6 separate regions of the Mus musculus genome follow, and regions 1, 2, 3, 4 and 5 are each linked to region 6. The links are chromatin loops, found by intact Hi-C in ENCODE. Cell type or tissue: heart. All regions are shown on one strand. Links, peaks and the distances in the headings refer to the core of each region. The heading gives the core; the rest is flanking DNA. Region 1 overlaps Cdh4 (cadherin 4). Region 2 has its middle 150 kb from the start of Gm35948. Region 3 overlaps Gm35532 (a long non-coding RNA gene). Region 4 overlaps Cdh4 (cadherin 4). Region 5 has its middle 35 kb from the start of Gm35888. Region 6 has its middle 4.7 kb from the start of Gm35582.

Region 1 (5,408 bases), core at 190-5,189, 1.4 Mb after region 6:
ATGTCAGGTGGAAAGAGCTGTTTCCTCCTGAGAGAGAGAGAGGGAGAGAGAGAGAGAGAGAGAGAGAGAGAGAGAGAGAGAGAGAGCAAGTGAAGGGAGTCAACACAAAACAACCCCACACAGAGCTGTAGGCCTGGCCTCTGCTCTTCCAAATGTCTCCTGACTCAAGTGTAGAGTGGGTGAAGTCACAGGCCCCTTACCTCCCAGCCCTCACGGAGTGTAGCTCTCAGGGTTCCAGCAGCCCCATGCTATCAGACCTTTGCAAAAACAAGCCTTTTCTGTGGTAACGACTATTGATCTTTTTTCTTATCACAAAAGCTACCTCTCTTTGGTAGAAAAGAAGTCAGTCCAAAAAAAGGAACTATCTGGCCTTTATCCCACAGCATGGTGGGAAAGGCATGTTCTGAAGCAGGCTGTGACCTTCCCCAAGCCTCATGTACCTGTCCCCTGTGTTCCTGCAAATCATCCCTGAAGCCACTGAGGCACTCTTTTGGCTCCCCACACATACCAGGGTCTGTCCTCTGTCTTCACGGACTCTCCTTCTGTGTTCTCTGTCCCCATCTGTGTCAGCAGAAGTCAGAGGAGCCATTTTAGCTGACACCATGAAACTCCTAAGACACAGACAGGACAGCGAACTTGAGGGTCCAGAGACAAGAAGGCCTCAGGTCTGGTCAGCTCTGTGCCACAGAGTCACCACACAGCTCTTTGTCCATTCACTCTGCCCTCTGCTGGCATCACATACGAAAGTCAGTACACTAAGGGAAGATAGCTGTCTCTGCTTGTGGCCTCTTGTGAGTGTGAGCATCCCTCAGGGACATCCTGTAAACGTCTTTTCTTCAGCCCGACTGGTGATGGTCACCACCTGAGCCCAGGCCAGTTGCTGGTTGGAGTGTGGACCATCAAGGCAGGCTGGAGTCATCAAGGCATTGCCGCAGCCAGGCCTGGTCCCTCCCTATGGACAGAACTCCTAGCATTTCCTCATGCTGAGGCTCTCACATAGGCCAAGTACCATAAGCTCTGATGCCTACAGCTGTAGGAGAGTCACAGCCCAAGCTAACACAGACAAAGCCATGTTCAGCCAGAAGACAGGGGGCCCCAGAGTCAGAGAAAACAACCAGCCCTGTAAGGACATCTGTAAGGACAGATGATGCTCTAGAAATCAGGTCCCTAAGTGACAGAGAAGACTGGCCCATAGGACAAGCCAATGGCTTCAAGGACCATCAGTCAGGCTACACCCACCAAGAGGACCCAAAGAAGAACCCTGGAACCCATGGGCCGTTAGCTTCCCAGAGCTAAAGGAGCTTCAGCCACACCCAGACTACATAGAGATGGGTGTCACCTGAGCTCTCAGCACCCTCAAAGTGGAGGGGAGGGGAGGGTAGTGTCTTAGTTAGGGTTTTACTTCTGCGTACAGGTACCATGACTAAGGCAACTCTCATAAGGACAGCATTTAATTGGGGCTGGCCTACAGGTTCAGAGATTCAGTCCATTATCATCAAGGTGGGAACATGGCAGCATCCAGGCAGGCATAGTGCAGGAGGAGCTGAGAGGTCTACTGATCTTCATCTGAAGGTTGCTAGGAGAAGACTGACTTCCAATCAGCTAGGATGAGGGTCTTAAAGCCCATGCCCATAGTGCCATGCCTACTCCAATAAGGCCACTCTTCCTAATAGTGCCACTCCCTGGGCCCCACTAACCACAGTGAGGATCACAGCTCAACCTGCTCAGGGCTGCTTCAACCTCCATCCTGCCTTAGAGCCTCCACTGCCAATGAGACAGTTGTTGTCTAACTGCCCTCAGAAACAACCCACCAGGTTGGCACAGATGGGGACAGATAGATATGATATCCCCAAATAGAAGAGCCAACCCAGGGTGCAGGGTAGCAGAAACTTTCTGGGCCAGGAGTGAAGGAGAGACCCCAATAGCTTGAGACCCAGAGTCCCTGGAGTCATTGCCCAACCACAGCCCTGGTCCACTTAGTATCCATATTGTACTGAATGGTAGCCCTGAAAATGCACCCTCATGTAGCATCTGGAGGCCAGAAGCATCATTACCTCTTTTGGAAAAATGTCCTTGAGAAAAGACATTCAGTCCTGGAAAGGTCATCTGGACTTGGGTGTACCCAGACCTACAAACTGGGGTCCAGTAAGATTCAGGTGGAGGAAGATCTGAGACAGACACAAGGAAGACCGTCGCCAGACAGTGTCAGAAGGAGGAGAAGAGGCCTGGGCCTGAAGAAGAGAGAGGGCATGGAAGGGAGGATGAGGGGACTAGATCATGTGATGGAGTCAGCACAGGAAGGGACAGGAAGGAACAGGATGACATTTTGTTATATCTGAGTCCCACACTCGAAACACCGCTGCTTAATCTACTAGGAAAGCCACCAAGTGAGCCGTGATATGATCCTATCTTGCTCTGGATTTTAGTCTTTTCTTACTTAAGGCCCCAGTAGGCTACTCAGGCATAAGCAATACTTCAGCTGTGTACCAAAAAGGCAGGTGCAGATACCCCAAGACCATCCCACAGACCACCGAGTCCCTACCGCCAGGTGAAAGTCCCATCTCTCAGGTTCTTCCTCTGGCATCTGGCCTGCCAGGTCGTGAGCTTCTCTGTGCCTTTTGTTCTTCTCAGAAGACACTACCTGAGGTGGCCTTGCAGGAAGCAGGGCTGAGTTCTCCCTCAAGAGGATCTGGCTTGGGGACAACAAGGGCACATATGGAAAGTCACGCTCTGAGCAGTTACTCCCATGGCCACACTGTGTGTGTGTGTGTGTGTGTGTGTGTGTGTGTGTGTGTGTGTGTGTGTGCGCGCGCGCGTGCGAGTGCATGTTGGCTCTGTCATGGCTGTGTCAGGCCATCAGTAAGCACAAGAGAGAGGCAGGATAGATTGCCATGATAAAGGTGTCTGTCGCTAATGTGGGACCTGATAGGAAGCTCTGCAGAGCATTGTAGAAAAACAGATGACCCTCTCTCTGGCCATCCCAGGCAAACAGAGAGGCTGCTTGCTTTTTAGACTTTTTCCAGTACTAGGAACTGACTCCCCATTCCCAGGGCCTCTGCTGGTTAGGCCAGGGCTCCAGCACCAAGCTGCATCCCAACCCAAGAGTTTTTCATCACTGGCTCCATAAGAAAACATCTCAGCAAGGGCAGGGCAGTGTGTGGTGACACAGGCACTCCCAGGAGCAGGCTGCCTGAGGGACACCACCCCAGCAAACCCAGAGACATCCAGGCACTTCCAAAAATATCCACAAACATTGAGACGTGTCCAGAAACCCCAGGGACATCCAGACATGTCCAAAAATGTACAGACACATTCAGAAGCGTGTGACATGTAGTAGGCAAGGACATCTGTATGGGGATTTCCAAGCGGCCTCTTCCACAGCATTTCCAGAGCTTTCCAGACAACACCTCCCTACAACCTTTGCTTGGCAGCAACTCAGGAGAAACAAGGCCAGAGAAAGCAGGACACTGCCCTTCCTTTTCCAAAGATGGAAACAAAACCCCAGACCCTGTCTCAGCTACCTTCCCAGCTCCACTCGGGACAAAAGCATCAGGACCAGGACAAAACCAAACCAACCCCGGGGACCCAGCAACCTGGCACTGGTCCCTTACACTGTTCCTCCCAGCCAGCACTGAGGTCCAGCCACAGCCTGCTCAGAGAGCCTGAAAGGGCCCTGAAACATGGCCCAAGCACTCAGGAAACTAGCAGGATCTGAGCCTGCTGTGTCCAGGGTGATTCTGGCCAGGCTGAAAAGGAGCCCTGGAGAGCCAAGGGCAGGTGTCAGCCAGGAGCGCAGGGGTGGAGGGGGCAGAGGAAGCTGGAATGGAATGCTAGCAGCACCTACTCCTGTTAGGAGCTCTGCAGGACGGACCCTCAGGGCTGTGCCCTGCTTCCCCTCCTAGAGCTCTCCCACACTCCATTCACTGCACTTCTTATTCGGGAGAGCCCCATACTTTCTGCTCTTGCCTATTTTCCTCTCCTCTGACTTCTTCCTTCAAGGGCTACCAGAAGTGGCCTTCAAAGGCATGGGGTCAAAGAGTCCACCATGGAGGCCAAGCGAAGAGATAGGAATGCCCATGGTGTGACCGTCATTAACCTTTAAGTATGAAGGGATGGTGACAAATCAGACAGGTTGGTCTCAGTCCCCAGATCAGGGTCTTCCTGGGCTCTGACAAGCAGCAGGACAGAGCGTAGCTTAGCTCAGGATCACCCAGTCACAGCCCACAAGCCAAGTCCAACCCTGTAGATGGGTACAGGGAGGTGTGTGTGGCTATGTGCCTGCGTGGTAAGTTGTGCCGACACATACAGGGTTACTCCATCGGTCCGGACACTGAGACCTTTCCTTGATTCCCTGTGGCATTCATCAGACGTAGGATGCAGAGTAGCCAGAGCATCCCCAGACAGTCCACATCACCTGTTGCAGCAGAGCCTTCTCCTTCCATGTAAAGACTTCACAGCACCACTTGTTCAGATCTGAGGTCTCAGACAGGCAGCCAGAGACAACAACCACAGCCACAGATGGAAACTGTATCTGTTGGTTATCTCTAAACTTTGTCAGTGTTTAACCAGGAGGCTTTGTACACAAATCCTCTAGATCCTTCCACAGCACAGGCTCTCACCTCCCTGCATGCTTCTCTGGAGGGACTGGGAGGCCAGGAACTGCCTGAGCCCAAGTGTCTACAACCTCTGTGTGCATGTGCGCACACGTGTGTGCACACACACACACCACACACTCTTGCAGGTGCGTGCACACACATGTGCACATTACCTCCCCCAAGGCCTTAGTACAAACCATTCCCTCTGCCGGCCATAGACCTCTCCAAGCATATTAAGAGGAGATGGTAAATTCAGTTAGCACTCCATGCCTACCACATGCTCTATCCATGTGCACAGAACGTGCCATTATCTGAAGTGACTGTTTTCCCTTATTTATTGCCTGCTTCCTTCCTCGGAGCCCTGCATCTCAAACAATGTCCCCCTTGGGACACTACTACACTGCTGGTATCTGTGATTGGCTCCTAGCACCCATGGGCAGAGTCTATGGATACTGCCCAGTGCCCACATAGAGCATTGGATATTCAGCAACAGAGCGTGATCTGCCCACAGATGTCAATGATCCTCATTTGGAATGAGCTGTCCTAGAGTCAACCTTGGAAAGATAGGAACCCCAAGGGTGGGTAATCCACACCCTCCAGGAGGACAAGAGGAAAGTGAAAGGGGGCAGTATGCAGCCTGTGGTTTGAGTCAGCATCCCCGGGGAAGCATGTGAGAGCCAGAGGGGTTGCCAGAAAGGGCTGAGAAGGAGCCTGGATTCCTCAGCCCTCCCTGCTTCAAGCAGGGACATTTCTGACACTCCAGGCTCCTTCCGTTGTGATGGGTGGTTCTTCATGAAGAAGAGCGGTAGACAG
Region 2 (5,408 bases), core at 326-5,325, 690 kb after region 6:
ACTGGGTTCAAATCAAGGACTTCTGCAGATCCCCGTGTGTAGCAGTGACTAAAGTATTCAGTATATTGTAAGTTTATACTCTGGAGACAAGGGTACGGACCAAAAGTTTGCTAGGTATATGACAACTTAGGAATTGGGATTGGATCATTTTTGCTTAGAATATTATTTCACTTAAAAGTAAAAGCTAACAGTTTTAAAAAATCAAAACTATTCTTAACAGGAAAATAGCCATAATTTTATATTAAGACGCTGAACGGTTTCTAGAAAAGGTACCACTTTCTGTCCCTCATGGACACCCTAGTATGAAGGCTCTAGGGCACTTCTCAGCAGGAAAGAAGCAACAGGAAATCTGAGGCAGGAAGCAATAACGCCCCACAGTCTTGGCACAGACCTAAGGGTGAGGAACGCAGCCCTGGAAAAGCAGGCTTTCCCACAGAGTTCAGTTCTGCGCGTTGGGGCTGCCTTTTTCGTATTTTAACGGAATGAGCCTCAGTCCCCCCCACCCCCAGTCTCTTCCTGATAGAGAGGAAAGCTCAGGCTTTTAGCTGGGAGCTGTGGGACTGTTCCCATCAAGACAGGAGCAGCCTCCAACTCTTAAAGATGGCTTGTTCACAAAACGCCACAAAAACAGCTCTTCATCTCTGAAACCGCCATAGCAAATCTCTCCCCGGTGGGTTAGGTGTTTGTGTGTGTTGCTGAACACGCTATCTTTTCTAAAAGATTACTACTAAATAAGAATGCTCTGGAGAGACCAATGCGGAAATAAAAGGATGGATCTGTCAGTTTTGGTGTCTCTTTCAAGGAAGAGAAATGTGATACCGTAGGCTTCGGCTCCCTCCTGCTGGCCCTCCCTCACTCCTTCTCCTTCTGCATCCTCCCCCTTCCCCTCTTAGCCCCCCTTTCAGCCTCTTTCATTTTTGCCTCTTTCCCCTTCCTCTCCTTGCCCTTTTGCTGCCTGCTCAGTCTTCTCTCTCTCTCTCTCTCTCTCTCTCTCTCTCTCTCTCTCTCTCTCTCTCTCTCTCTCTCTCTCTCTCCCTGCTTCCACACTATTCCCTCTCTCCCTTCTCTTCTTGCTGTTTTCTCAACGGCTTTGTCAAAACTGCTCAATTCTCAACAGTCAGACCGGAGAGACACAGGCCTTGCAGCCATGCCGGCAAAGAGGCAGTGACATATTTACATATTTAAAGGTAAATGAGCCCTGTGTGGTCACTACAGGTACAAGGTACAGTTTGCATTTCCTAAGACAACACAGCCTATTCCTGGAAACAGTGCTCCACCCTGCCCCACCCCACCCAGTGCTAAACCAGCAGTGATGGAGAGACCCAGCTGTGTAGAAGGCAGCCTCTCACTGTGTGGACAGTGGAGAAGGCAGAAGAATGGCTGATGTAAGCGCCTGTAAGGGGGGCCTCTCCACAGGCAGCTGCCAGCCTTCTGTCAGCAAGATGGACAAAGCCCCAGGAAGGGCACGCTGTGTGACAACGGTGTGCATTAGCTCCAAGGCTTGGCAGTCAGGGCAGCCCAACCTGCAGCCTCCTACATGGGACTGCACAGAGTTCCATGAGACAGGCTAGGAAACCACAGTGGGGTGTCTAGATGCGTTCGGTGGATCAAAGTGGCATTTCCCTTTAGAGCATTACCCAAGAAGTATGGTAGAGGCTGTTGCTGTGATATGATGGGCTGAGTGGTTAAAAGGGCTTATGGCTTCCTTCTGGCTGTTCTAGGTCACCTGTTAGGGGCTCTTCAAGGCATGCATGGTGCTGATTCTCATGGGCATCCCTAATGGTTCTTCCTACAAGCCAGTGGGCCATAAGCACTGGAGGTCTCTTTTGTAGAGCTGGGAGATAAGTCCACGCCTCCCTCTTTGGAGGCCGCGTTCTCCATTAAGCACTCCCCCTGTCTAAGTATACACAGTCTACAGCTTTGCAGGAGGTGGACCTCCCACTGCAGACAGAGGCGTCCTATAAGGCTGGGTCAGTGGAGCGTTATCACCATGACAGGCTGAGCTGAGAGTTTCTGGTAGATTATGTTTATTTCTTGGCCATTCTGTGACCACCGTTCATTTAGGGTCAGAAAGTTCTTGCACAGCTGCCCCCATGCTGTCCCGGGTGCTGACCCACCCGGGAGCTGACCAGGGTGCTGTCCAGGGTGCTTAACCAGACACCCTGTCAAGTGCCAGGGACGAGCTAACCACTTCAGTGGGATCCAGCAACACCTCTGAATGCTGCCCTCTAGTGGCAGCTCCATTCACCCACTTGCCTGAGTTGTGCCTTATCCTGCTGACCATGGTGTTAGGTTAGTGGTCTTCCTACCACTCTAGGCCAGCTCTAACCTGCTCTCTGTGCACCACTTCTGGCCCCAGCTTCTTGGTCCCAGGTCTGTTATTTTTTGTTTTGCTCTGTTGTGTTCTGTTTCTAGACAGGATCTCACTGTGAACCTTTGGCTGGCCTGGAATTTGCTATAAAGTCCAAGCTGGCTTCGAACTCACAGAAATCTCCCGGCCTCTGCCTTCCAAATGCTGGGATCAAAGTTGTGTGCCACCACATCTGGCTCACTCTCAGTTTTCATTGTCAAAGACAAAGTGACTGTGTAAGTATGGTTCAGAGAATTTGTCCAGTCTGTGGCTTTGACACAGCCACTCAGGCCTTCAGTTCAGGATTGGGATGGACAGTGGTGCAGCCAAATTCCCTCCTGCTCAGAGTGAAGGGAAGTTACAGTCTAGATGAGCCTTTTCAAAGAAGCCCAACCAAAATGACAGCCAATATTCTGGTGCTAAAGGTGGTCCGTGCAGGGAGCACCTGGATGACATAGGCTATCAATGGGTAGTGAGAAAAGACCATGATAGAGTTGGATCCCAGTGGGCAGGAAGCGGGTGGATGGAGGATGATTGAACAGAATTTGGAAGACATGAAATGATCAGCCAGGGACACGAGTGTGCACAGAGAGAGGATCCAAAGAGGATAAGTCAGTGATCACGGACATGTGCATATGTATATGTGAATGTGAATATACATATGAACATGTATGTATAAGTGAATGTTTATATATGTAGTAATGTATATATACATATAAATGTGAGTATTCATATAAATATGTATGTATATGTGAATGTATATGTATATATGAATGTGAATACACATATAAACATGTATATATGAATGTGCATGTAGATATTAACATATATAAAAATGTATATATACATATGAAAGCATATGTAGATAGGACCGTGTATGTATATATAAATATGTTCATACATATGAATGTGTATGTATAAGTGAATGTGTACATACATATAAACATGTATGCATATGTGAATGTGTATGTATATGAATGTATATGTAGATATGAATGTGTACATACATATATGTATGTAGATAGGAATGTGTATGTACATTTAAATGTATATATGTGCTCTGCATGCATATATAAATGTGTATACATGATTTGTATGTACATATGAGCATTGTAGTATGCATGTAAGCACATACATATATGTGTATACATGTATATAAGAATATATAACTATTAATATTTTTGGGGGGGTTATTCCTTCATTTCTCACTTTCCCAGAAGGCAGAAATCTGCAAGACTGAAGGCAAGAACGTCACTCATCCTGTAGCCTCACACCCTATCCCTATGGAGCTTGGGAAGAACCTCAAGAAACACTCCCTGCATGTTTAATGGCTGAAACCTACCTGGACCCATCTGCTGAGGCGAAATTATCACTGGCCTGTGAGCCAATCATAAAGCTGAACTGAAGCCATGGAGCAGACTAATGGGGAAGGTATCAGGGGTGGGCTATCATGGGAAGGTATCAAGGGTGGGCTATCACAGGAAGATGTCAGGGGTGGGCTATCACAGGAAGGTGCCAGGGGTAGGCTATCACAGGAAGGTATGTCAGGAATGGGTTATCACAAGAAGATGTCAGGGGTAGGCTGTCACAGGAAGATGTCAGGGGTGGGCTATCACAGAAAGGTGTCAAGGGTAGGCTATCACAGGAAGATGTCAGGGATGGGCTATCATGGGAAGTTGTCAGGGGTGGGCTATCACAGGAAGATGCCAGGGGTGGGCTATCATGGGAAGGTGCCAGGTGTGGGATATCACAGGAAGGTACCAGGGGTGAGCTATCATGGGAAGTTACCAGGGGTGGACTATCACACCAGAAACTCTCTAAGACCACAGCTCTTTACTCAACCTCAGCCCCTCCTTGATTAGGAGAGCAGGGAGAGTCAATCTGTGAGGATTTTCCTTCCTGTCCTGGCCTCTGTGAAGATCGTCAATAATTCAGGGCAATTTTTCTTCTGATTAGTGAGAGTTATTTATAACAACGTCATTATCCCAACCATTCACTCCTCTGGAGTGCCTCGCATGCACGGAATGCCTGATTGTCCTTCCATGGAGATGGCTGCATGTGCACTATCACCAGGGCGTGTGGTGCAGAACCCACATCTCTAGAACTCTTGGTGGTCATCATACTTAATGAACTATGGCATGTTCCAAAGGTGTTGCTCTTCTGCATGTATGGCTCCACCAGAAGAAATATAATGCCATCCCTAACAGGCTGTGTGTCACGACTATACCAAGTGCCTACAGCACAAAGTGTCTAACATCAGTCTAAAGAATGAGGGAAGGAGTTTGTCTGTCATATACTTTTGTCAGGAGCTACACAGCCCACTGGGGCTTCTGGGATGGACAGGGGTCTAGCTGTTATCATTCTCTTCTATATTTACAGAGAAAAGGGTGTGGTGTGTACAGGGCATACCATGTGCATTAATTACATGGATAATAATCACAATTTCCATGTGTCAGAAAAATACACTTGCAATGCCTGACATAACTACCCAAGAAACATCAATTTTATACACTAGGTTTTATTCTTTTAGATAGGTTTTAAATCAGGACACACTAATTCATCTTTAAAATCAACACTTTATCTATTTCCTTAGTATAAAAAAATCTTGTTGCTGTGCTAGGCCCCCACAGAGGCCACACACTGCCTTTGTGCAACATTTTTCTCAAGGTTCTGTCAGCTTGTACCTCCCCTATGACCCTTCTATCCACAAAAAAAATGCCTATTCTATGTTTTTGTAGTGTGGCCTTGTGCTGGTATGGGTATGATGTTTTTTCTGTGGTTGCATTGAGTGTCTGGATTGTGGGGAAAGCTCACAAATACAAGATGGTTCTGTCGCTATGACACCCACAGGATGAATCACTATCTATTCGGACTGTGGGTCATGGCTGGCACAGTTTCTGTCTGGTTTCCCTTGAATGGTATTGACTCCTTTCTCATGAGTACCACTAAACCCTGAGGAGTGAGGCTGTTTCCCTACAAACGGCACTTGTCTCTTCTCCTTTGCTCTTTAATTGATTCATTCACTCACTAATTAATTAATGCCTTGCATTCAGGGACA
Region 3 (5,408 bases), core at 116-5,115, 80 kb before region 6:
GGTGCCCTTCTGGGAAGTTCTTCTCACTCAGGGATGGTTAAAAGGCCCTCCCGTTTAAACCAGTCAAACCCAGGAGAAATATAAGGAAAACAGTATTTCAGACTTAATAACATCAATGAGTGGAGAAAAAAAAAATCACAAAAGGTTCTAAGTATTCACTGATGGCTTTGGTCATTTTCCAAATCTCAAAGGGGCTGAAGGTTTGTAACCAACTTGAAGGTCATAGAGTATGTGGCCTGTCACAGCCCTTTGGAGGAGAAGACAGACGCCATGGTCTTCACGCAAAAGGAAGGCCCCTGAACCTGTGAGCTGTTGGGCTTATGTTCTAGAAGACCTAAGGATAACTTCTTAGGTGGCTTATACCTTCTTTATCTTTCTTTCCGTTCATTTCCTTAAACAAGTAGAAATAGGCACTCCTGGAGGTACTGTGTTCGAGGTAACAGCAGTATTTATTGTTTTATTTGTGTACGTGTAGACGGCTGTAGTAAAGTGACCTATAAACACATTCAGCATGTTCATTTGCTGTTGTACTGCTGTGTGTTTGGTTTTATACGTAGAAAAACAAGTCACGTAAGCTTTTGTGAACTTGGACTGTTCCTTCCTGGAGACAAATTAAACAAACGTTACCTGGAACTTTCTGGTTTGATGTGATTTCTCTCGTTTTTAATGCAGTTGTCTTCCCAATTGGTCTTTATTTTCTGGTTATTCTCGAGAGTTGCGGAGGATGGGTTTCCGTCCCCCTGACCTTCATGCTGATGCTGTCCAGGAACAAGTGCTGCCATGCGGATTCACGCGTCAGAGGCATGTGGCTGTGAACTACGTGGTTGTCCTCCTCAAAGATGTTGAGGAGTAGACAGGAGAGGAGCAGGCTGCAGCTCCACTGTGTGTGCTGATCCACTGCGTGTGCCGTGTAGGACTATCCTGCCAGCCAAACTGCTACCATGGCCCTGCATTCAGCTGTGCCCTCTTGCAAAGGATCACCACAACTGGGTTGTTGACTCTTGACTTCCCTTCACAGGAGGATGAAGAGGATCATGGGACCCTCAATGGAGCCACTCCTAACCACATACATGCAATTGTGCTTGGCGTGTATGTGTGTGTGTGTATGTGTGTGTGTGTCGGGGGGTAGGGTAGAGCTTATGGGCTGGGAAGGAGAGGTTATGGGGTCCAACTACATGACCATGGGGGAAGGTTGGTCTGTGCTGGGTTAAGTCTTTCCAATGTGGCTGCTTTAAGACCACTGACACTACTGTGGCAGCCACCACTGTCATGTAAGGAAGCCTAAGAAACTCTGGTTTCACAGAGTAGACTTTGGCCATACCCTATCTTGGTTGATTATTGGGACTTTTGGAGGAGAGTAGATACCGTTCACATCTCCTCCAGGAGGGAATTTTAGCAACACCGTGGTACAATGAGCTCACACCTTAACTCACACATCTAGAAGATAATCAGCTTTTGAGGGCAGTCCGGGTAGAGGCGTGGTCTGCCGTAAGCCTTCCCAAAGATCTTCCTAAAGTTACTTCTGACAGGGAAGCCTCTTAGGACGCCAAATCGTGGTGATGGTGGTGCTGGGTTAGAAATGGTTCTCTGATATTAGCCAAAGTAACCAAATTGGAAGTATAAAATCCAGGCTTCTATTGTGCATGTAGCTGTTGGGAGGGGGTGGGGGGGGGACTAGGGGAAGCCACCAGAAAGTCCCAGATGCCAGAAAAACAAGAGGCTCCCAACAGGGATGACATTAATTGAAATACCCAACAAAGAGGAGAGAGAGCCTGTAGAGACCATATCCAGAGGTTAGACACAGCCCCCAGTTGAGGGATGGGGTCCACCCACTCATCACAAAATTTTAACCCAGAATTATTCCTGTCTAAAGGAAATACAGGGAAAAATTATTAAGCAGAGACTGAAGGAAAGGCCATCCAGAGACTTCCTCACCCAGGAATCCATCCCATATGCAGCCACCAAACCCAGACACTTCTTGATGCCAAGAAGTGCTTGCTGACAGGAGCCTGATGTAGCTGTCTCCTGTGATGCTCTGCTAGAGCCTGACCAATACAGATGTGGATGCTTGCAGCCAACCATCAGACTGAGTACAGGAACCCCAAGGAGGAGTCAGGGGAAGGACTGAAGGAGCTGAAGGGGTTTGCAACCCCATAGGAAGAACAACAGTATCAACCAACCAGACCTCCCAGAGCTCCCAGGGACTAAACCAACAACCAAAGAGGGATCCATGGCTCCAGCTGCATACGTAGCAGAGGATGGCCTTGTCTAGAATCAATGGGAGGGGAAGCCATGGGTCCTGTGAAGGTTTGATGCCCCAGCATAGAGGGCAGTGGAGCAGGAGTGGAGTACACCCTCATAGAAGCAAGGTGGGAGGGGCAGTGTACTGGGAGATTTTCGGAGGGGAAACCTGGAAGGGGGACAACATTTGAAATGCAAATAAACAAAATAACCAATTTAAAAAAAAAAAAAGCAAAGAAGAAAACTAAAAAAAAAAAAAAAAAGAAAGAAAAAAAAGTTCGTGAATGGCAGTTATTTTAGCAGTTGCTCCTCCATCCTCCACTAGGTGGTGACCAAACCTTTTGAGACCCTGATGAAATCTGTTATTGTCTTCTAATGGAGCAAACCTTTGTAGTAAAATCAAAACAGAATGGGGAGCAGAAGAATGCTTGGCTTCCGACACAAGCAGGTCCTTCACTGTCCTCTGCCACCAGAGATTAGATAAATTAGATACATTCCTAGGTGTGGTTAACAACAGTGGGGCATTCTCGGGTGTCCCGTAATCACAAGGCCCACCCTGCCTAGCAGATGTGAAATGACATCATCATTTATAAAATCTTGACAGAGAACCCACTTTGATAAAACATCAATAAATACACCTACACTTATCGATGTAATATTTACTTAGTGATAACAAGGCTTTAAATAAACGTGGAATATTAAAATGGACTGCTGCGAATTCAATTGTGAAGCTTGGATATGTTTAAACTCATGGGGCTCAGGAAGTGACACCCTGAACAGAGGGGTTCAGAAGTGAGATCTTTCTGACCTAATCTCTGTACTCCTTCTCTCTGAGGTAAGCCATAAAAGCTAGACCCGGAAAGCGACTGGAAACCAGGAGTACTTTTCTCTCCATCCATGGCCTTCCTGTGCAAGAGCTGGCCGAGAAGACTGTCTCCTGTCCTTACCTCAAAGACTGAGCCCCTCCCTGGTGTCACACGAGCACTTCTGCAGGACTGTGCAGGCTTCCTTACACAAAACAGTACACACACACACACACACACACACACACACACACACACACACACTGCCCTGAGCCATGGCATCTTCTGAAGACTCCTGGTCAAGGCAAAGCTATTGTGTTTTTGCCTGTCACCTGTCTTTTCTTGCATGCGTATACCTAGACCTTTATACTGGGTGACCACAGGACCACACCTTTCTGCATCTGTAGAGAAAGCAGCACAGTGTCACAGTCCTAAGGGTCACCTTGAGTTTTATGCTGCTCTTGCTGTGGACCTCCCCAGGCAATGGGGCATCTACATTTTGATAGAGCCTTGACACCCACAAGCTGAAGAACCTGCGTTTCTAGTGCACAGGTTGCGTTGCTGCTGTTGCACTGGCTCTGGGTTCGGATCTCAGGACTCACAACAGTGGCTCATAGTTGTCTGTAACTTCATTTGCAGGGGATCTGGCCCTTCCAGCTTCCCTGGGAATGGTGTGCATAACGGTGCACTTGTGTGCATGCAGGCAAAACACCCATACACATTAAAGTGTCAAGACCTTTTTAAAAAGAAGAAAGATGTCTTTATTGAGAACTTGATATGGGAAAATCATCTAGAAGCCTCTTTAAAGCTCCCTCCCTCTATTTAACCTTGTACCCACCCCAAACCCTCCAAAACCTACTCAGACAAATGACCAAAGGGTCTGATAATCCTACCAGCATTGTTGTTGATGTAGAAACATAAAGACAAAATGTGAAAAAGAGGGCAGGGTGATGGGTGATGGCTTTCTTGGTAAAGCACACGGACCTGAGTTTGATCCCCAGTACCTGTGTGAAAATCCAGGTATGATGGGCATACTTGGAAACTCAGTTCTTGGCAGGGGTCAGGAGGCAGAGGTGGGTGGATACCCAAAACTCACTGACTGCACATCTAGCTAGGTGTGGGTGAGCATCTGGGATGAGACCCGTCCTTAGTGCTGCAGGATTGTATAATGAGCATTTTCATCCCTAGGAAAGCTGAAAGATGTACAGCAAGCAACCACAGGCTCCTCGTGCTTGCCCCATAGCTACAAGAGTGCCTCATCAGCCCTGGCTCCTCCTGACTGAAGCCTCCCATAGCTGATTCCCTCTGGGCACCAGCTGTACTGTATCCCCCTGATATATCGCTGCCTTGGGAGCCTGTAGCCTTCCCTTGGTGGCCAACGTGTACAGCAGACTCAGGCTTTCGGAGTCACGCCACTGTTCCCATTCCTCAAACTGGTCCACCATTTCAGCAGAAAGCAGAGTCAAGCCGTTGAGAGTGCAGTCGCCTCGACTCTTCAACAGTGCCCAGGTGACTCTTGCATAAGGTGTTCCCGTATGGCTCCTGAATGAGAGAAGAGCAGCCTAGCTGAGCTGGGACCTGTCCTCCAGTGCCCAGAGGGGAGCCCCGGGATGACAAAGCAAAAGTAACACCCCTTCCTTTTCTCCTGGCAGCAGAAGTAGGGGAAGCTGGGACTGGGCTGAGATGCAGGTGAGGACCTGGCAGGGTCAGTTCTGATGTGCTAAGATATTTGCTCCCCCCGCCACACACACTGCTGGGTCTCTCAGGATAAGATTTATTTAATGCTTTTTTTTTTATTCTCAACTAAGGGTCCATATCACCAACTCCTGAGCAAACCACCAGGTTCAAGCCACCTTGTCCGACAGCACTGAGGACAAAACTCAGTGAGTGTCTGACACTCTCAGAAATGGGTTTGCGTAGAATATTTAAGGCAAAGCCATTCCTTCTGAGAGTCCATGTGATGCCATTGAATAGACATTGAATGTCTGAGGAAAATCGGCCTTCCCTGAGCCTTTGAGGTGAGTGTGTTGAGTGGAGGTGGCCAACAGTGCCTGTCACCTCCCTTTTCCTCCCTGGGGAGCTTCTGTTGGGTTGTCACCTGGGAGCTACGCAAGCTTTTACTGTGCTTCCACTGAGGACCCCTGGTTGGTTGTCACCAAAACCCCAGGTGTTTAGAAAGCATATTCCCTAGGGTGAAGATGCATTAGGTGTGGCTGGCACCTGAGATGACCACAGCCTAAGGGGGAAAGGCTAATCCCCAAATGGCATTTGGCCTAGTTTTATTTCAGTGTTTGCAGGCATTGAAAAGTTGGCCTCTCGTAATACATTAAAATGCCATTTTTTTTAAAAAAATCTAGAACAAGT
Region 4 (5,408 bases), core at 78-5,077, 1.4 Mb after region 6:
CCAGGGATGGCCGTTCTAGTTATCTTTCGACTCTCTAACTTGAAAATGGTCGAATCGCTTTTTAATGAATTCATTGCAACTCCACTGCTGATCCTGGGGCCAGATCCAGGAGCCCCTGCCCTGCTCTCCATACCTAACGGGAGCTAGGGAAGAGGGGGCCACAGGAAAGCAGTTGACCAATAGGGGTGACCCTGAACATAGTACGCCCACTGTGCCCCACACCTTCTTCTGTCTCTATGGAGGGATGGATACACAGGGGTAGAGACTGCCAAACTCAGGTCCACAAGGGCTCAGAGGCGGGTAGTAGACTCTAAAGCATGGCTGGCCTGCCCCAGCCATGATAAGCCAGGCTTCTTCTGGGTTCCTGCAGTATTTTTCTCAACGTGCTGGACTAGCTTCCTTTCCAGGGTCCTGCTGTCCAGAAGCAAGCCCAGCTCACCCTCTAGTGGCAGGCTGCTGTACACACACATGTACACTACATACATGAACAGAGACCTACAGGTATGTACACACATATGAATATATAGATATACATGCACACAGGTGTACATACATTCTAACAGGCATTCGTGTGCACACATTCACATGCACGCACATGTGTTCGTATATAAACATACATTAGAGAGATGGATACTGAGTAGATGGAGGTATGCATGGGTGGGTGGAGGGATGCATGTGTGGGTGGAGGGAGGCATGGGTAGATGAAGGGATGACAGATGAAGAGAGGAATCTTGTGACCCACCCACTGCTTATGATATTCCTGGAGCCAATGTCTGGAACTCACACACACTTCCCTGAGTCATGTGTGAGGTAAGAACTGGCCTTTCCAAACCTCTCAGGAGAACAGGAGTAGAGATTTAAGTCCTCTAGAGGACATCCCAGAGGGGTCCTTTCTACCCTGTCCCCCAGCAGTGCCAGTGAGAAGTGGGCAGGGTCCCCACAGAGCTGCCCCCTGCTGGTCAGAGGCTGTCACTCCCACAGCATGCTGCCTTTGGTCAAGAAAGGCACCTAATTCTAGTGCCTCTGCCTCTTAGTGAGCAGTGAGCACAGGGGCCACGTGACTCTCTGGTGTGGGCAGTGAGCAGGGAGGGTCACGTGACTCCGGCAGTGCCTGATACAGCATGTCATTATTCTTGGCTTGCCTTTCGCAGAGCACACCTGCGTGCAGGTGCTCACTGCCCCTTCACTGTGGAGCTTGTGAACCCAAACTGCTGTGACTTGCTTTTGCTCCCTGACTCTTGCTCTAGCTGGCAGTTCAGCTTTACCCTAACAGTGTCATCCCTTAGCCTGGCACCTTGCAGGCTGTCTTCCCTGTCATACTGAAGACTGTGCAGGTCCCTCTGAACCCTGACCTGCCCTTTCTTAACACCAGAAGTGAATGCACCCACTGAAAGCTGATGAGAAGCAGACATGGCCAGCCTCCTTCTGCCACAGCCCCCTACCACCAGGCTCCCACACCTCCAGGGAGTCCCAAGCAGCCTGTGCCAGGATGGAACCCACTGAGGAAGCCTGTATTCCTCATCTACTGAGCTGAGTCTGAACACGCTGTCTTTCCCCTCCAGAAAGTCCAGCAGTACACCGTCATCGTCCAGGCCACTGACATGGAAGGAAACCTTAATTATGGTCTCTCGAACACAGCCACTGCCATCATCACGGTGACAGACGTAAATGACAACCCTCCGGAATTCACCACAAGCACAGTGAGTACCTCAGGTTCTCGCAGAGATGCCAGCCCTGAGCTGTAATTCACAGGCACTTCCTTCTCTCTCAGTGGGGAGAAGAGCTGAATGGATTGTGGGTAATGACTGTCGAAGCACAGGTGCCTCATAAGGAGAGGGACACCATGCCGGCTACTTCTAGTGGGAAGGAAGGGCCCAGACACACCTGTGGAGAAAGCCCTAGGAAATTAGGGGTGTGGTGTGCCCCAAGATTAAGTGATGGCTGATACATTGCTGGGGCCTTTGTTAAGTCTGGAGGAGCTGACCAATCAGGCTACCATATCATTTGAAGAGGCGTGTATGACTGTGCAGTGGGTACCTGACTGGGAGATGCCCAGCTGGGCCTTGGCTATGGGCATATGTGCCCTTGAAGCAAGGGTCCCTTTCTACCTTGGTCCTCAGTGGAGAGGGGCTAGCCCCTTGTGGTTCGCATCAGCAGGCAGGGAAACTGGTCAAGACTGGCTACAACACTGGACAAGAGGTCAAGAGTTCTTGCTGAACACACAGGTATTCACACAACTATGGTATAGGAAGACCACTGTGGGCCTCCAGTCATGGGCCAGAGGAACAGACCCTCCCACCCTACCCTGGGAGGGAACTCTAGAGACAAAACTATCAATCACATGACTGTCATTTCTCCTGGACCCCATGGGACAGCCACGCTGCAGGGAGGGTCCCTACCTGTGAGACCCTTAGGCGTTCTTGGTGCACATCAGACATGATAATCACTTCTGTGCCTCCCAACATTCTGTGGGGCCCTGGTCTCAGCCATCTCTGCCTCCAGGACTCCCAAGTCCATGGATTTGAACAGTTCTGTGAACACAGTCCAGCCCATCCCTGAAGAGATGGCAGACTACAGGCCAGGGTGTACCGAGGGAAAGGTCAGGAGGTCACTCCCAGCGGTGAAGTGAAAAGGGGCATGTGTCCATAATAGTAACAAGGACTTTGCCAAACACATAGGTAGACACTCTCCCATCAGGTCCCAATCAGTCTACCCTATGAGCTTCTGTTCTGGGGTCAGGACATGGGACTCTGGGCACACAGCCCACAGGGAGCAGCTGGGACTGAACCCTGAAAATGGATGCCACGTGGAGAGGAGAAGAGGGGAGAGAAAGTGTCTAGAAGGCTGAAGCCCTGCTCAAGAGCCTGTTCTCATCCTGTTCTCCTAGACCACAGCGCCATCTAGTGGCCAAATAGAAGATGACTGACAACCAAGGTGGCTCGGGCCCCCTGAAGACTGGAGTGAGTCCTGTCCCTTTCCACAAGCAACAGGTGCAGAAAAAGAGGGGTAGAAGATTTGGCCAGGCTACTCAGCCTGGAGAGGCACTGATGCTCCAGCCAGGGAGACCCTGAGAAAGCTGGAGGGTCTCTCTCTGGGTTCGGTCTGTTCAGACTCTAGGGAAGCAGTCACTGACCCTGACCTGCAAGTGACAGCCCTGCCACAGACATCCTCTGCCCTGGGCCTAGATGGACAGGCCTCTAGAGGGCTTGCTGAGCAGTGCTCAGCGTGGCAACCACCTTCTGTGACAGTGCAGGAACTCTCAGCTGTCAGGTTAGTGCCAGGCCCACACAGGGGCCACCCCAGTCTAGACCATGCCTTGCCACAGCTAACGCAGGAGTTCAGGAAACTCATGCAGGGTAGCCTTGTCAGGAGTTGATTCAGCACCACACTCAGACACAAACCCACTTGTCTTAACTAGACTTCTATTGCTGTGATAAAACACCAGGACACGTTCTGACCACATTCCGTCATAAAGGGCATAAACTCAAGGCAGGAACTGAAGCATGGAGCCCCAGTCAGGAGCCATGGAGGAACACTGCTTACTGGCTTGCCCCTCATGGTTTGCTCAGTTTGCTTTCTCATAGCGCTCAGGAACAATGGTAGCCCAAGGGATGGCACCGCCCAAAGTGGACTGGGCCCACCCACATCAGCCATTAATCAAGAAAATGGTCTCACCGACTTGCCTACGGGTAACATGATGTAAACATTTTCTCCACTAAGGTTCTTCTTAAATAACTCTAGTTTGTGTTAAATCAACAAATAATAACAACAATAACAATAATAATAATAATAATTAATAAATAAAATAAAAACAATCAGGACAGCACTCTTGAGCCAGGCATCTGCTAAGTTAGGGCTACGTGTGCTCCCAGGAATATACCCTTCTGCCTATGCCAGACTGCTGGAGTACAGATATCGGGGTACAGAAACCACACAACTCTCCCAATTTCAGGACCCCTGATCCTACCCTCAGGCCTTTGGACGGTGTAGTCACCATGAGAACCAGGCCACAGGGAAGCCAAAAGAGTGCAGCTTTGGGCTCCTTCCCAACAGAGGAGATAGCACACCTCAGCGACCTGAACGGTTTTGAGGAGAACGCCTCCGGAGAGGGTGTTCATCACAGACAGATGGTACAGGAAGGAGCCTCATAGGCCGGTGTGTGATGTTTAAGGACCCAGCCTGCCTTGCAGTCCTACCACAAGCTCCAGCCATGTCAACTTTCTCATTCCAACGAGCTCTAAGAAGGGCTGCTATGTTCAGAAAGGGCAGGAGACCTGCAGATACCCTTGGCTCAGAGATAGACAGAGAGCCAAGAATCCCTACTCTTGTGTCAAATGGGCCGACTATCTGTGAAACTGTCTGAGGTCGAATTTAGCAGGACCCAAACTGGTAGCTCTGACTCCAAGGTGAGAGGCTGCTGCACCTGCTAGGCTACTGCCCAAGCCCAACAGTACTGCCTGAGGATGAGTACAGTGGGAGAGCGCCTGCCACAGAGCCTGCCACGGAGCACCCTCCACGGTAGCCCCAGGGGAGTTTCCTTCACACTCAGGATAGACTGATTTTGCCCATGGATCTGAGCTCTGTCCGTCCTGAACCACCACATACAACCTAACTGAACTCCATCTTCCCTCATATGCATGAGCCACACCGCAAATGCCCAGGCAGGTCCCATGCCATCTGAGAGGCGCATGAGAGGAAGGAAGCTCTGGAGTGAACAGCGGCCTCTCAGCTGGGGCACAGAAGAAATCGCTATGAGCCAGCCAGCACAGGTTGCTGGGAACAGGCAGCTGGCAGGTCACACTGGAACTTAAATGTGGAGTCTAATGGCACAAAGCTCATTCCAGGAGTTGGTCCTGCCTCCATGCAACCCATGAAGGAAGGTAGAAACCCCTGGTTCCCTGGGATGTGGAGGGCAGGGAGGGACGAGCAGGTAGCAGTCTGAAGTCCTTTGAGTATAGAACACTTTTCCACATCAAGCGCACACCTCCCGTCTGATACAAGCTCTACAGACTTCATACTTGCCAGGGTACCATCCAGATTAGCGGCAGACAGGGACACCGTCTTTTCTTCACAGTGGGAGTGTGCAGGCAGGTTGGCCACACAACACACACGGGCTATTTTTGTGAAGCTTAATCAAGAACAATCAGGCAAAGCTAAAGAGATGCAGGGATTTGCCAGCTCCGAATCCTATTCCCAAGTGTTAATTAAAAGTTATTTTCTTCTTGCTCTTGTGCAGCTGCAGTGCCCCCTAGAGGCCAGAGCCCATAACTCACCCAGGGCCACCCTACCACCAGCACTTCCCCACCAGAGCAATGCAGGACCCACTGGGGTGGAAAACAACTTCAGACCATGTGTGTCCTGGGAGCCTCCAACCTACCCAATGCACAGATTCCGATGAGCACAGAGGA
Region 5 (5,408 bases), core at 176-5,175, 380 kb after region 6:
ACACAGGAAGCTTCTGGAATGAAATGCAGTGATCGGAAAATACGGAAAATGGAAGATTCATAGTGTGCGTTCCACCTCAGGGAATGAGGTGGAAAGGCAGGTGCATGCAGCCCAGAGCAAGCCCAGGACAGATATGATGAGACCTGAAAAGAAAGCCAAGGATGTTGGAAACAACACCAACAAAGAAAGTCAACACACCTGAAGACCGATGCAGTGGACTTCCTGTGGCCCTCGCCAAAGTCACACCCTGAAACCAACCCCCAAGCTGAGTCCCTTGGGAGGTGATGGGGTCGTAGTTGGCTTCAGAGAGTTGCCCCACCCCTACCCATCAGTGTCAGGACACAGTGATAAGGTTCCATCCATGAACGAGGACATCAGATCTGGTGCCCTCAATCTAGGATTGTGACTTCCAGAACAGTGAGACACAGACCTTTGCTGTTTATAAACCACTCTGTGTTGGGGATTGGTTCTAATGCTTCGAATTATTCAGGAATCTGCAGGTCTAAATGCTGAAGGTCCCTGTCCCCAACTGGCTTTTGATTGATCAATAAAGAGTCACAGACCAATAGCTAGGTGGAGAGAGAGAGGGAAGGGAGCTTTTAGATTGCCCAGGCTTGGAATTGGGAGAGAAGAAGATAGAGAACCACCATGACTCAGGGAAGAAGGATGGGATATAAGGAGCCACTGGCCACTTCCCCGCTTGGGCCTGGGATAGCAGGGGAAGGTTTAGTAGTCTCAGGAGTACTGGAGCAGAGCATTTGTTAGTAGGGAAGGTTTAGGAGTGCCCAGCCTTTGAGCTAGTCACAGCATAGCATAAATTAACTGATGTGTGTGTGTGTGTGTGTGTGTGTGTGTGTGTGTGTGTGTGTGTGTGTGTGTGTGTGTGCGCGCACACACACACATACACACACACACACATGTCCTTCATTAGCCAATCCAGATTGCTCCTGAATGAGCATGCTCTTATGTCCTAATTGGAACCAAAGCATTGTAGCCAACTATGGCTAAAACTTGGCCTCTGGTGTTGTGCTATAGTAGCCTTAATAGTATAAGAAAATGAGGACAATACCATATATACCCTATCCCTGTTGGGATGGGGGAGTAAACCAAAGAGGCCATGGGTGCAGATGACTCAAAAGTTAAGAACTTTTGTTGCTCTTGAAGTGGATCTGAGCTCAGTTCACTTCTCATAACTTACATGGTGAATTGCAATCATCCATAACCGCCATTTTCAGGGATCCTACACTCTCTTGTGGCCTCTACTAGCACCATGTTGAACAGACATACATGTAGCCAAAACTCACACACATAAAAAAATAAAATAAAATTTTAAAACAGACACCATTACTGCTGTCTGATCTCATAAATATTGAAGTTATAATTAAGAAAATTTAACAAACTAGTCATTACAAATTTGATATCTGATATTTGAATAGTAAATAGACCTACTCTTTGAAAGATAGAAGAGGGAAAACTTACATAATGAGATTAAATAGGAAGAGGACATTGGACTGTTTGTTAGTGATCCACCACACACACACACACACACACATACACACACACACACACACACACACATACACACACACACAGACACCACACTTCTGGTGAATTCTACTACATGTTTAATAAGCAGTTTTTATGCATTATTTGTGATTTCTTTTAAGAACAGGAGCATAAACAGGATTCTGCCTGTGAGATCAGAATCATAGTATCCCCCAAATAGAAAACAACCCTGAAAGAAAGTAAAACCACTCACAGAACCTCTCGTGAACACACGTGTAGAAATCTTCCAACGTATCAGGAAACACAGTCTAATGGCGCTCAGATGCACCACAGCCAAGAAGAATTCGTGCCAAGCATGTGGGAATGACAGAACTTGGAAAAGGGTCAAGTATGTTCCACAAACCTTTTTATCCAGTACATAGAGAAAACCGTACAATAATATCAAGTGGTGCAGGAAAAACCACCAGGCAAACTTAATACCACTTATGGCAAGGACACAACAACAGAATAAGACTAGAGAGGAACCTTCCCAATATTATGTTGAAAGAAAACAAAGACTGGAGAGATGTCTCCTGGTTAAGGATACATTTTGACTCTTGCAGAGGACCAGAGTTTGGTTCCCAGCAACCACATCAGTGGCCTAAACTGCCTGTAGCTCCAGCCCCATTGAATCAGAAGTCCTTTTGTGGCTTCCATGGGTACTGCACTCATGTGCACGTGTATACACACACACACACACACACACACACACACACACACACACACACACACACACACAGGGACAGGGACACAGAGAGAGGGGAGGGAGATGGAGAGATTGGGTTTCATGCACATACACACATGCACACTCATACACAATAATTAAAAATATTTTTAAAAAGAAAAGAGCAGTTCTTTAGCACCAACAGTTGGCATTATACTTCTGTAAAATGTTTCAATCTTTTCCCCTCACAAGACAAAGGGTGCTTCCTCTCACAATCTTTCTTTAGCCTCATCCTGAGTGTCTTAGATAGAGGAGAAAAAAGATGGTGATAAGCCGAGCCACCATTGGTGGAATATAATTGCCTATGCAGAAAATGCTTAAGAATTGATGCCCAACTCCCAAAATTAATAAGGGACTGCAGTAAAGTTGTGGATGTCAGGTTAGTGGAGCTACTGCTTCGCATAGATTTTTCAGTGGGGGATTCAAATCCAATCGTGTTTATAATATCAGCTGTGTATGCAAAACATGCATAAAATATGCATGTAGAAAACTAGGGCTCCCCCGAGAGAAGTCAGAGGCTGCCCATGCTTTTGTGTGAGAGATTAACATCGGGGATCTTAACTCTTTGTTCTTCTTTTTAAAACTTAAATTTTTTATCAGTTAAGTTGGTTCCTGGACAAGTACATACATTTATTCATTCATGCAATACCTTTCAGTTACTCTTCTTCCCACAGCCTCTCCTCTCCCCTTCGTACAGCTCTCAGTCCCCTCCCTGACATGTCCCTATCTCAGATTCATGACGTTTGGTTTTAGCAGTGACTCATTTAGTTCAACCAGGGTCATCTACATGAACCCTGAGATTACCTATTGTAGCATGAAGGGATAACCAGTGGGCACAACTGCTCCCCCTGCTGGACTCTATCAGCAGGAAATATTTCAACCGAAGGGAGCAGAGGCTCCCTGAGCCCTTCCCACACCCCTGCCTCACTGATGTTGGGTCTAGGTTTGTTGTTTTTGTTTTTCTTATAGTGTGTCGCTATGTATCCACACTCACCTCACTGCCTTGAGGTCTCTTGAATGGGCCGGGATTACAGACTCATGTCTTCATGCTCACTACAGTCCTTCATATCTAGTTGTAAGCTGGATAAAGTCCAATAATAGCAACAACAATAGTAATAAATTAATAATAATAATAAGGATAATGATAATAGGGAACATGATATCTGGCATGGAGCTGGAGAAGTAGCTGAGAGCTCACATTTTTGTCCACAAGTAGAAGGCAGAGAGAGCTAACTGGGAATGGAATGGCCCTTTTAAACCTCAAAGTCCATCCCAATGACATATCTTCTCTAACAAGGCCACACCTCTTAATCCTTTCCGAACAGTTCCACCAACCATGAGCTGAGCATTCAAGTTTATGAGCCAGCGTGGAGCATCTTCACTCAGAACACCACAGCGTGTTTTATATCTTACATCTCTCATTGTTGAAAATCTTTTACTTCTTCCTTTGTAGACTGCAACCATCCACTAGATCAAATTCAGGTTCCCCAGTAAGTCAGTTTTCTGTTGCAAGGGACAGCACTTTAACCCACTGGAAGTCCTGTCTCAGGTTTGATTGCGCGTTCTGCCTGGCTTTGATTGTGTACATAAGAGGGTGAGGCTGAAGGCTGTCACTTCTTATTGGTAATGCAGGTAAACCAGGACTTTAACTCTGTTTGAAGCCTGTGTGCTACAGAAAAACAGCATTGTGAAGACTTCACAGAAAAACCCTGGGGAGATGGGATGCCCTGTTCTGTACTGTACTCTTCTTTTTCCACAATAAAGGTTGGTTAGCTTTTAAGCTTCCTACACTACATGCAAGTGAGAGGAGAATCTGACTTAACCTCGTGTGATGTATGCTACTGAAATATTACAGAGTTTCATTTTCAAATGCTCACTCGGGGCTCCGGAGCTGGGGCAGCCTTCTAAAGAATAGCCAGCAGCTTTGATCCTAGCTAGAGATCTGATGGGGAATGTGCAGTAAATGAGCTTGGCCCTGAAGGGAGGATAGCCCAGTGAGAAGATGCCCACTGCAGAAGCCAATTGTGAGGAGCAGTGTTTGAGCCCTGGGACACACATGAAGTATTTGAGCACACTAGGACTACTTGTACCCCAGTGATGGGGGAGAGAGAGAGACACATCTCTGTTGTTCGCTGGCCACCAGCCTAGCCTGATCTGCAAACTCCAGGATGGACATTCTCTCTCTCTCTCTCTCTCTCTCTCTCTCTCTCTCTCTCTCTCTCTCTCTCTCTCAAATGTGAGTAGCTCACAAGGAACAATAAATACTTAAGGTTGGCTGCAGGCCTCCATACGTGTACACAAGTATGTAACCAGAAACATGGGTACCACATCCCACATCAGCATAGGCACTCATGAATTGAAACAACGAAGACTTATTTTACTTCTGTACCTCCCATGGAAAGAGGGTTCTCCCGGTATCTCTGACACAGAAGCAGCATCGCTTCCAAGGGCTGACCCTGCACAAGGCAATTGGAGGAGTTAAGGCTGCCGCGGGAGCCCCAAGCACTGGACATTGAAACATATTAATAGAAGTTGACAGACCAATCAGAGTGTGAAGGAAACGAACCTGAGAACACATTTGGCTTCTTCACGTGAAAATGAACAGACTCGGGGAGAATCAAGGCCAGTTTAGATCCTTACCGCCCGCCACAGCACCGTGTCCTGCGTGAGGCCGCTCTGCTAAAATGTTGCTGGGGGCAAGGAATCTGTGTCCTTAGAACAGACATGTTACACCATTCCAAGGCCAGCACACATTTCCTTTATTTAACCTGTTGGTGATAGTATGCTCTCCTGTGTGCTTCACAGGCCACCAGGTCTTACCATCAGAGAGCAACTGGTGCTGGAGGTGACAGGCCACAGGCAGAAAAATCCTATTTAATTACCTTGCATCCTGAGTCTTTGGTGAGTGTTTGCATGTAGACCTTGGGTGGCACACGTGGAGATCTCTCTTCTTCCGGAGTCAAAGGGGAGTGTGCAGGGTTCTGGAGTGACATCATGAAAACCACCTTTCTCTGTGTGTATATGTGTGTGTGCACAAACACGTGCATGTGTGTATATGTTTGCCTGTGTATATGTGTGTATGTATGCATGTGTGTGTATGCATGTGTATGTGTGTTTACATGTATGTGCATGCATGTAT
Region 6 (5,408 bases), core at 166-5,165:
TAAAAATGTTTATATGTGATACGAGAGGGACTAGGACTAACTATGAACATGCTGGGTAAGTACTCTGCCACTGAGCAATTATTTTAAGTAATTATTTTAAATGCTTTTTAAAATTGTATATCTATGGGTGTTTTGCCTGCATGTGTATCTATGTACCACTTGTGTGCCTAGTAACCTAGGCTGCCAGAAGAAATACCTGATCCCCTGGAACTGAAGCCACAGATGGTTGTAAGCTGTCATGTGGGTGCTGGGAGCCAAACCCGGGTCCTCCAGAAAGACCTCTTTTGGACTTTCTATTTTGAAACAGGATCCCACTAAGTTGTCCTGATGGTGTCATCCTCCTTCTTCAGTCTCCCCAGTAGTTCAGATGACAGGCCAGCACCACCAGGCTCAGCTGGAAAAGGCAGCTTTGTTAGGCAGACCTCTCAATCTCTTCTCAACAAAAGCACCGGGTACAGTCCTGAAGGCTCCACAGCCCGCCCACCCCCACAAACCCCAGCACCACAGCCGAGGACCAAGTAAGTGTTCAAACACACAAGCCCTCGGGGAGCATTTCACACCCAGACTATAACTGCTAACAATAAAAACGTTAGGGGAATATGAGAATATATTTTTATATGTTTCTAGTTTTGTCAAAGCCTAAAATGTCTGTATGAGTATAAACGACTAGGAAGAAGTTCCATGAAACGTGTAAGGTGCTGCTGCTCAGTGCTCAGATTCTCTGGTGCTGTTGCCCAGTGCTCAGATTCTCTGGTGCTGTTGCTCAGTGCTCTAATTCTCCTTCATGATCTTCTATAATTTTCCACTCTGTGTGTCCTCCAAGAACGTATGCCATCATCAGAACCTTCTAGAAAGTTATACGAGACTCAGACTTGCTCAGGCATGCCAGAATCATTGTGCATGTACCACAGCATCCCACACCCATCACACACTAGTCTGCAGGCTGTGGAAGACTTAGGAGTCTGTCCCCTGTGGCTTCTCTGGCTTCTCTCTGGGATCAACAGTAGAAAGTCTGCTTGGTGTCCGCTCCTCTCTTCAGAAGTATTTTGCTAATGAACCATTGTGGACAAGTTTCCATTAAACAAAACAAAACAACAACAACAATAACAACAACAACAACAACAACAAAACTATATTATGGTGGTGCAAGCTACTTGGAAGGTTGAGGAAGGAGGATTACAAGTTCAAGGCCAAGCTGAGTCACTTAGTGAGAAACTATCTCACTGTTTTAAAAAAAGATAATTTTCATGTGTTTTGCCTGTATGTATGTCTGTGAACCACCATGGCTATCTCTATGTCTGGTTCCTGTAGAGGCCTAAAGAGGCTGTCAGATCCCTGTGACTGGAGTTACAAGTGGTGGTGAGCCACCGTGTAGGTGCTGGGAATTGGTGCTTGTCTTGTGTGTAAGAGACCCTCAGTTCTATGCCACATACTGAACCAGGTGTAGAATGTGGGGTCAGTGCTCTGCCTGCATGTGGGGTCATTCATCCTGCTACAGTAGCTGCTGAGGTGGCTGACAGCCCTGGGCAGGGACCCAATGGAACCCCGGCATCATGGTAATATATGTGAAAGCTGTATGCACCCGTTTGACCCTGCAGAGTCTGTCCTCTTGTTGACGGGCTCTGTGACCAACAAGACAAGATCACACTCCTCATCTTCAAGGCTGCTGCTTCTGGTGACAGCCCTGGTCAAGAGGTATAACCCAGACTTACCTTTAAAGTCTGTGTCCACAGACACCCAAGAGCAGGGACCTGTTTGCCCTGCTCTGGACTCAATCCCCAGAGCTTTTTCCTTGCTGTGTGACTTTGAACAGGTTACTCAACTTCTCTGTGTCCAGGACTTCTCATTTATAGGGTGAGAATGGTACTTAAAGGGTGTGCCTCGGCCACACAGGGGTCTCATGGGAGTGTGTGCTTGCAGTGGACCGATCATTCTAAGCCCCATCCAGCTGTTTACCTTGGCTGTTGAAATTAATGTGGTTAGAGCCCAGTGTCTCCATCTCCCATATGTGGACTCTGCTACGTCCTGGCTTATCAATGGCTTTCCTGTCTTGAACCTTATACTCTCCTCCTGCCTGCTGATCTGGCTCTGTCGTGAGGTCCTCCACCAGCCACCCCTCCATGGCTCACTTCCTCCAGATCACTCTGTGTCTGGGGAGGATGGTGGGTGGTTTCCTCACCGTCACGCTGACCCAGCAGGAAGCTGTGGGCTTCGTTCACATCCGACTGTCAGCTACACAGCATTGCTGCACCCTATGTCTTGTGTAATGGAAGTGGACCTCAGCACCCAGCGCCACCGAGTCAAACTAGGCTCTGCAGTGACCCCACACTGACACCGTGGGGTCAAGTTTCTTCAGGCCGTGAAAGCACGAGTCTGCTCTACAAACAACCGGACTGATGTCGACATTGCAATGTGATGCAGAAGCCATTTGATACCTTTAAAAAAAAAAAGAAACGGGAAATGGAGTTTTCGTGTCTGCTGGTGCTGAAAATGGAGGATAATGACAGAATTATTAAAAACTGTCTTCTCTGCCTCAGACTAATTGCTTATGGTCCATGAGGCTGACTCTGGAATCCAGATGGGAAGCGCTGGATCCCAGGCCCGGGAGACAGGTGTTGGAAGGCCTCAAAGCCAGAGCCACAGATGTGTGGGATCTGGAGCTCCTTAGGTTCGGGATAGACCCTGTTCTTGGTGGGTCAGTTGTTACATTTGCAGGAAAGCCTGGATGGTGACAGCCCTGCAATTTGAAGATGGAACTGTGAGGCCCATGGTGGCTCTACAGTCCTGGGGTCGGTTGGGCTGAGGAAGGGAAGTGGATTTGTCTCTTGCAGGGCTTCTTCAGAGCCTTGAGTAAGATGGTGATGAGAGTTTGTATCAAACAGTGTTGGGAGCTTTCCCCTGGTACACATATGAGAAGGGGAATTGAGGCTTAGAGACAGCTCAGTCAGAGGGTCCCGAGGCATCAGATCTCCACCCCGGCCTATATGCTTCCTCCACTATCCTCTGATGGCTTGGGGAGGCCCCAGAAGAACCAAGCCACAACCTCCTGGGTGTGAAAGATGGAAGCTCTGAATGGCAGAATGGTTGCTAGTGCTCAAAGATGATTTGCTGAAGTGTCTTCTATCTGTCTGGTGGAGTCTCAGGCTGAGATGACTAGGGCCCTGTGCCAGTTGTGAGGTTATGGGTAAAGTACGCCCCGAAATTTCCCGTTGCAGAGGCTCAAAGGTGAGCTGCATCACTCTGTAGCTGTGTGATTTTTTTGGAAATTGTACTCAAACTTTCTGTGTCTAAATCATCCAGACTCATGGGTTTAATATTGAGTGTAATTTCAGTTAATAGATACAAAATATGGGAAAATCTTAAGACTTTGAGCCAAGTTATAAATATCTCTACTGCACATGAGTAGAGTTTAGAGTCTATTCCACTTCATGTTGATTGACAGGTCAGCCAGATGGACCCTGTTGTAGACAGAGAGGATAGTGAGTCTTTCCTAGAAAGAAAAGGCAGAGGAGTGGTGGTAAGCTTCTCCAGTGCAATTCAACCAGTGACCAGCAGATGGCAGAAGCAAGCCAGGAACCGAGCCTGGCCCTGCCCAGGTGCTTAGAGAAATTCTGTCTGGAGCTTTGTGAAGATTAGCTTTGTCAACTTGATACATCCTAGAATCATCAGGGAAAAGAGTCCCAAAGAGGAATTGTCTTGGTCAGGCTGGTCTGTGAGCATGTCTGTGGGGGATCGTCTTGGTTACATTAATTAATGTGGGAAGACCTACCCAGTGTGGGCTGCACCATTTTCCAGGCAGGGGCTCCGGGGCTAAGAGTCAAGAATGCTAGAGCATTTAGCAAGCATTTCCCTCTGATCGTGCCTGTGGATCTGAGGTGACCGGTGCTTCTGCCTTGGCTTCCCCACAATGAGGGGATGTAACCTGAAATTGTGAGCTAAAATTAACATTAACATTCCCCGTAAGCTGTTTTAAAAAGATTGACTTATTTTATGTGTACGGCTGTTTTGCCTGCATGTATGGTTGTGCATCTTGAGTTGGTCTGGTGCCTGAGGCCTGATGAGGGCTCTGGATTCCCTGGGGCCTGAGCCTTCAAGTGAGTGTAGGAATTGAACCCAAGTGCCCCAGGAAAATAGCCAGTGTTTTCATATACTAAGCCATGTCTTTAACACCCCCACCCCAGCTTGCTTTTTTGTTAATAGCTCTATCACAGCAAAAGAAACCAAATGAGAACAACTGTATGGAAACCTCCCGTATAAGAGCCATCTTTCATTCAGAAAGGGCCCTGGTCTGGAGAGCTCACTACCAGGTGGGTCGACTCCTACACTGATAAAACATTTGTCAGATCGCTCTGTGTAAGACTAGAGTTCCCTCTCTGGGCTCTGAATGTGGACATGTGTTTGTTTTATGCCTCGTGGTCAGGGATGGGGGTGGGGACAGCATGTGCCTGGCTAATGTAGCATTCCTGAATCCAAGTGTCCAGTGAGCGGCTATCTGCCAGGCACTTTGCTCTCTTCCAAGAGGACACAGCATAAGGGTCACTGGGGTTTGCATTGCAATCAGGTAGAAAGAAAACATCTAATAGGTGGGTAAGCAAGGCAAGGTAGAGTGGACAGGTGCCCGGTGCAAGAAAGCAAATATGGAGAGACTGTGGGGGAGCATCTGCAGGAGCAGGGAAGGCTGAGGCCTGGCTCCTGGCATCTGTGGGAGCAGGGAAGGCTGAGGCCTGGCTCCTGGAGGAGCTGTGGAGAACTCCACAAGCAGAGGGAGGGCCTGGGCTCATATAGACAGCTGGAGCTCCTCATGTTCATGAACGAGAGCAGAGGATAGGTAGCTGACCAGAAAATCTGGCCTAGGAGGGACAAGGGGGTGTAGGTGCCAATCTGCCCTGTAAACAGGGCAGGCAGGGGAGTCCTGTCTACAGAGAATGGGAGTCACTCAGTAGTTAGACAGAGCCATTTCACATGTCTCAGTCCGTGCAGGTTTGGCTCTGAAGACCTCTTTTTTTCTGAGTGGCCTCTTGTAGGAGGACTTCATTCCCTAGGGTGGCTTGGAATACACAGAGGGTTCCATGTGCTTCCACTGACACCACTGTTCCCTGCACACGCCTGGCCCTTGTGAAGTTGCACACCTGACTCCAGGGTCTCCCAGGGAAGCTGGGGGCAGACAGAATTGCAGGCATCTCCATCTCCCTGCCTCCAGCTTGTTCTGGCTCCTCCCTGGGGCAGGTTTGAAAGCCCAGACACGTCCTCCACATCCAAGCAAATAGTCACACTGACAATTCCTCCCGGGCTCAGGTTCAAGTCCTCATTAAGCTGTTAAGTGGGTGGGGATTTCACTTCCTTCTAGTGGCCCCTGCTTCGTGCCTTGGAACTCAGAGCAGCTGTTGAAGCTCACGGCAGCTGTCAGC

The links. Peaks named below come from ENCODE experiments on the same cell type or tissue, not always from the same donor. Only the 100,000 strongest peaks of a DNase experiment are listed, where the experiment ranks them.
Region 1: it touches region 6 in a loop (5-fold over the local background); 13 of 42 quality-filtered maps call a loop at or near these places.
Region 2: a loop joins it to region 6, with 6 times the contacts of the local background. A loop is called at or near these places in 5 of 42 quality-filtered maps.
Region 3: it touches region 6 in a loop (6-fold over the local background); 11 of 42 quality-filtered maps call a loop at or near these places.
Region 4: it touches region 6 in a loop (6-fold over the local background); 13 of 42 quality-filtered maps call a loop at or near these places.
Region 5: a loop joins it to region 6, with 2.7 times the contacts of the local background. A loop is called at or near these places in 2 of 42 quality-filtered maps.

Annotation. Positions count from the first base shown.
Region 1 is chr2:179,864,571-179,869,978 of GRCm38, forward strand. The region is part of intron 7 of Cdh4 (cadherin 4); the gene reads left to right. Among named protein-coding and RNA genes, the nearest start is that of Gm36066, 64 kb to the left of the region's middle. In heart, for the core only: no CTCF peak of the experiment used is centred there; a DNase peak (open chromatin) is centred at 3,221.
Region 2 is chr2:179,191,768-179,197,175 of GRCm38, forward strand. No RefSeq gene overlaps it. Among named protein-coding and RNA genes, the nearest start is that of Gm35948, 150 kb to the left of the region's middle. In heart, for the core only: a CTCF peak has its summit at 2,241 (motif pointing left); a DNase peak (open chromatin) is centred at 2,224.
Region 3 is chr2:178,423,796-178,429,203 of GRCm38, forward strand. It overlaps Gm35532 (a long non-coding RNA gene), which reads right to left. Exons shown (of 3, transcript XR_375413.3): 3 at 3,920-4,586. It also overlaps a transcript of Fam217b not described here. Among named protein-coding and RNA genes, the nearest start is that of Gm35532, 3.1 kb to the right of the region's middle. In heart, for the core only: a CTCF peak has its summit at 2,559 (motif pointing right); no DNase peak of the experiment used is centred there; H3K27ac peaks cover 373 bases.
Region 4 is chr2:179,872,510-179,877,917 of GRCm38, forward strand. Cdh4 (cadherin 4) reads left to right here. Exons shown (of 16, transcript NM_009867.3): 8 at 1,563-1,700. Among named protein-coding and RNA genes, the nearest start is that of Gm36066, 72 kb to the left of the region's middle. In heart, for the core only: CTCF peaks have their summits at 438 (motif pointing left), 975 (motif pointing left) and 2,913 (motif pointing left); a DNase peak (open chromatin) is centred at 2,907; H3K27me3 peaks cover 674 bases.
Region 5 is chr2:178,882,775-178,888,182 of GRCm38, forward strand. No RefSeq gene overlaps it. Among named protein-coding and RNA genes, the nearest start is that of Gm35888, 35 kb to the left of the region's middle. In heart, for the core only: a CTCF peak has its summit at 3,123 (motif pointing left); no DNase peak of the experiment used is centred there.
Region 6 is chr2:178,504,032-178,509,439 of GRCm38, forward strand. No RefSeq gene overlaps it. Among named protein-coding and RNA genes, the nearest start is that of Gm35582, 4.7 kb to the left of the region's middle. In heart, for the core only: no CTCF peak of the experiment used is centred there; a DNase peak (open chromatin) is centred at 2,210; H3K27ac peaks cover 1,114 bases.